2 separate regions of the Homo sapiens genome follow, and region 2 is linked to region 1. A link is an interaction called in ENCODE POLR2A ChIA-PET data of the cell type or tissue named here. Cell type or tissue: Panc1. All regions are shown on one strand. Region 1 overlaps ACOT12 (acyl-CoA thioesterase 12). Region 2 overlaps SSBP2 (single stranded DNA binding protein 2).

The links. ChIA-PET counts read pairs that join two places held together with the same protein. Peaks named below come from ENCODE experiments on the same cell type or tissue, not always from the same donor. Only the 100,000 strongest peaks of a DNase experiment are listed, where the experiment ranks them.
Region 2: POLR2A ChIA-PET joins it to region 1 with 8 read pairs; 2 of 35 experiments call an interaction of 5 or more read pairs at or near these places.

What each region holds. Positions count from the first base shown.
Region 1 is chr5:81,359,477-81,361,976 of GRCh38, reverse strand. ACOT12 (acyl-CoA thioesterase 12) reads left to right here. Exons shown (of 15, transcript NM_130767.3): 5 at 1,939-2,074. Among named protein-coding and RNA genes, the nearest start is that of ACOT12, 33 kb to the left of the region's middle. In Panc1, no CTCF peak of the experiment used is centred here; no DNase peak of the experiment used is centred here.
Region 2 is chr5:81,421,728-81,424,227 of GRCh38, reverse strand. All of the region lies in intron 16 of SSBP2 (single stranded DNA binding protein 2), which reads left to right. Among named protein-coding and RNA genes, the nearest start is that of ACOT12, 29 kb to the right of the region's middle. In Panc1, no CTCF peak of the experiment used is centred here; a DNase peak (open chromatin) is centred at 1,347; H3K27ac peaks cover 1,905 bases.

The sequences.
Region 1 (2,500 bases):
GAGACCCATGAAAAATCAGTGGTTTGGTTTGAACCCATAGGACTACTTGAATTTCTGTTCACAGTGAGTTTATTTTAGGATGAAGTTGGTTCAAAGCATAATGTACCCTGATTAAAAAACAAAAAAGAAATTGGCAATGATTAACCAGACTTAGTTCAACAATTGCACAGGCCAGATCATTGAAGGGACTTGCAAGACTCCACAGGGTACACTCATGCAAAGCCTTACTAAGCTAAAGCAGATGGTGCGGAGGGAGAAAGCAAGCACAGGCCAGCCTCAGAGAGGGTGGAGGTCTCCAGGCACAGCCATGCTGCTGGGGCCTTAGTAACACAAGATGTACTTCTGCAGAACAGAAATCACCAAAACATATGCGAGGTATCTTGGTTTCAGGAGAACCAACACACAAGTTTACCAAGCAGTCTTGTATACCCTGCTAGTCACACAACTAAAACAACACTACAAAAATTGTTAAATCAGGCTGGGTGCAGTGGCTCACACTTATAATCTGAGTGCTTTGGGAGGCTGAGAAGGAAGGATTGCTTGAGGCCAGAAGTTTGAGACCAGCCTGGGCAACATAGTGAGCCCTCATCTCTACAAAAAATAAATATAAAAAAATTAGCCAGGCATAGTGACGTTTGCCTGCAATCCTACTGAGAGGATCCCTTGAGCCCAAGAGTTTGAGGTTACAGGAAGCTATGATTACACCACTGTGCTCCAGCCTGGGCAACAGAGTGAGACCCTGTTTCAAAAAAAAAAAAGGAGTTAAACCAGTGCATGCCATCAATCTACACATTCCTAACCAAATTCCACAAGGTAGTCCAGGGCAGTTTTGGACTTTAAGCAGCATATTATAAATCACCAGCTTATTTCTTATTTCTTTTTTTTTTTTTTTTTTTTTTGAGATGGAGTCTCACTCTGTCTCCCAGGCTGGAGTGCAGTGGCATGATCTTGGCTCACTGCAACCTCCTTCTCCTGGGTTCAAGCGATTCTTGTGCCTCAGCCTCCTAAGTAGCTGGGATTACAGGTGTGCTCCACCATACCCGGTTACTTTTTGTATTTTTAGTACAGACAGTGTTTCAACGTGTTGGCCAGGTGCAGTGGCTCACACCTATAATCTTGAACACCTGACCTCAAGTGATTCACCCACCTCAGCCCCACAAAGTGCTGGGATTATAGGTGTGAGCCACCACACCCAGGGATCACTAGCTTATTTCATCCTTATCTTGGCCAAGGGTCCGTACCAGACTTTGAGTATCTTGGAAACAAGCATGGAGCTACCCCAGTCCAGCTTCAAGGTGACCCTTCCTTCTACACACAGGGTCAGCAAAGGGCATTTATGTAAGAATTTGAGCTCTTGGTTCTGTTGCCTCATATTTCCAGGTTTCTGGAAGTTGGTGAAAGCTTTATTCCTACATATTGATTCTTTTGTTTTGCTTATTAGATAATGTTTTCACCATGTAATGAAATTTCCAAATTGGTATCATGGTATAAGATAACTTTCTCTAGAACATCTTTATTCCCTCTCTTTGCTTTCTTAATTTTGCAAAATTTATTCCCTCTCTTTGCTTTCTTAATTTTGCAAAGATAGGAAATGTTTAGATTTCAGTGGAGTCAAAGTCCATCTCCTCATTCATCAATATGAATAATTTCTTATTTTGTAGTTCTGTTGAAAAATTTTAAAATCAGGGAAAATAATAGAGAGAATTTTTAAAGCACATATCTTATTGCATGAAGAAATAATTACGCCTATGTTGATTTTTTTAGTTTAAAAATAATTTAAGAAAAAATTTAGTCATAACATGTTTAGTGAAAACACTCATAAAAGCTCTATTTACTTGAGTTAGAAAACCATGTAGCATATCATTTGTTTTGCAAAATTCATGCTGTGCTTTTATAATTTAACAAGGCAATAAAAGATAAATGCTTTTCTTTCTCTAGATTCATTTAAAACCAGTCACACTTCTAACTGAACAAGATCATGTGGAACATAATCTGGCTGCTGAGAGAAGGAAAGTTCGATTACAACATGAAGATACCTTTAACAATTTAATGAAGGAAAGTAGCAAATTTGATGGTCAGTAAATCCACTTATAAGAATTTTAATTCTATAACTGTGACAGGCAAAGGAGTCTTTTCTTAGAGCACACTTATTTTCACCTTATTATTACCATTCAGTCCTGGTGACACTAGGTATCCTTTCCAACAAACCCGGTGGCTGGAGAAGAAACCTGGCCATTGAGAATGTAACTGCTGACACCTAAGGCCTCTTTAAATTGGAAGATCTCCAGGAAAGGAGATGGGGAAAAAGGGTGACAGGGACCAGGCAGTCATTAGTAAGCATGTATTCACTAATGATGGCTGAATGAAGGGTTGATGACAATGCCATACATTGACACGGTGCTTCGTGGCTTACTAAGCAGTTTCTCGTCCACGGTTTCATAGGAGCTGCATGTAATCTCAACAGAGCAGAAAGCTGCAACTCTGAGTAGGAAAGAAATTT
Region 2 (2,500 bases), 62 kb before region 1:
GGTCTCGAACTCCTGACCTCAGGATCCACCCACCTCGGCCTCCCAAAGTGCTGAGATTACAGGCGTGACCCACCATGCCCGGCCAGTTGCTCTTTTTTCTGAGTTGTTTTGTATTGCGTGGAGCTGATGCTTCCATTTTGACTGAATTGGGCCCTCATTTTCTCTATTTTTTCACTCAGTTTCCTCCCTGGGCCAACCTCACTCTTTTAACTTCCCAACAAATCAGTAACAAAGTATCATTTTTCTGTAAGATTGACTTAAAACATTTGAAATATCACAGATAAAAAAATGTTAACAGTTGCCAGTGTTGAGATGATAGCAATAAATAAAAATGGTTGATAATAGAGTATATGCGTATGTATAGCTTGACATATATACATACTCTTAACAACGTATAGTATAATGAAGGCTATTCTATATTTTCAACACTATTTCCTAACATAACCTGACATATGAATGAACTGGAATAATTTTTTTTTTTTTGAGACGGAGTCTTGCTCTGTCACCCAGGCTAGAGTGCAGTGGCACAATCTTGGCTCACTGCAACCTCCGCCTCCTGGGTTCAAGCGATTCTCCTGCCTCAGCCTCCTGAGTAGCTAGGATTATAGGCACCTGCCACCTCGCCTGGCTAACTTTTTGTATTTTTTAGTAGAGACAGAGTTTCACCATCTTGGCCAGGCTGGTCTCAAACTCCTGACCTCGTGATCCACCCGCCTCAGCCTCCCAAAGTGCTGGAATTACAGGCATGAGCCACCACACCCAGCCCCAGAAACATTTTTAAAAAGCATTTCCTTTGAGGTCCTTTCTGAAATGCTTAGTATCTTTTACTGGTTTATATTATTGACACAGTATACTCAATAAGATCTTTGTTTTAAAAGAATGATTGATTATCTAGCTGCCCTATTAATTAAAATTACATACGACTAAAATTTCAGTTCCTAAATTGTACTAGCTACATTTCATGAACTCAGTAGCAACCTCTGGCTAGTGGCTGTTGCAGTAAACAGCACAGAATTATAACATCATCATCACAGAAAGTTATATTGGACTGATGGAATCACCAATATTTATTGTAAATAACAGTAGCTGCGGAAAGCATAGATTAAATTTATCTGTGCCCATTTTGCCATATTCTCTGATTTTTTCTACTCTAGTAAAATCTTGCTAACCACTTATTTTCTTTTTATTTATTCTTGCCTCTAAACTTTTAAATACCAAAGTATAGTTCTGTTTAGCCGCAGGCTCTGGATAGTTGAAGCATGCTGTCATTGTTTATAATGTGAGACGTGGAATCACATTATGTGCATGGAATCAATTGAGTAAACATATTAAATGGTATCATGTTTGTGATGATGAAATGGTGGGTTGAAATGTGATGTGATGAAATGGTACTCTGTTCCCCTCTGACACAGGGTCAGGGATCAGTTCCATGTCATCAGCATTTGTCTATGACTGGAGGTTTTGCTTTGCTTTGCTTTTCTGCTGCTATGATCAAGGGGAGAGGTTGTCTAAACTGAATCTCCTTTCTTGTTTCTGGCAGTTTCCCTCTATTTTTTTTTCTCCTATGACCTGTCTAAAAGTCTCCCCTTCTTATCACCATATACTCACTATAATCCTACATACAGGATCAGTTCAAGTATGTAATTTCACTTTCCTGTACTGAAACTCTGTAGGCTGTGAAGTGATTAACAAGTATTAATAGATTTTCCTTGATGTAATGCATGTTTATAGGATTAAACAATCCTCTTCCTATGGTCCAGTGACCCTTTTCCAGGCCTAATCACCCACCTTTCCTCAGGAACAGTGCATGTTTTTGGTTTGAGCCCTAATGACATCTGGCCCAGACATGTGCCAGCTGAGCCATTGCCCCTCTGTGCTCTTCCCTGGGGAGTCCTGCTTTCACACTATAATCCATCCATACATCAGTACACACCTATATGTCTTTCTGATTTCTGCAGCCGGTCTCAGCTTGTCTATAATTCACTTCATTTTATTCTCTTTCTGCCAACTTTCTGAAAAGTTCGTGCTCGCCTACCCAGGATTATCACAGCTTCTGGTTAGGTTCCTGGAACCTGGGACCAATCCCTTTGACTTTATCTGCCTTTTTCTAGGAGGCACAATTGTTATTAGCATGTTGAAAGGAATTGCCTTTTACCCTGGTCCTCATAGGTTTCCAATAAAACGTTTAAAAAATTTCAGGGTCCACATTTACATTTTAATTTAGAAACTGTCTTCATCCAAAGAGTAAATTACCATGTGGGATTAGATGCTTCTCCCCACAGCTCAGATAGTCTAGAGCTGTGCTGTTCAAAATGGTAACCACTAGCTACATGTGGATACATGAATAAATTAAAATTAAATAACATTAAACATTTAGTGTCTTGATTGCACTAATCACATGTCATATGCTCAGTAGGCACATATGGCTAGTGACCTCCAAGTTGGACAGCACAGACCACAGAACAAGTATGTCTTTGAAGAAAGTTCTCTTGCATGGTGC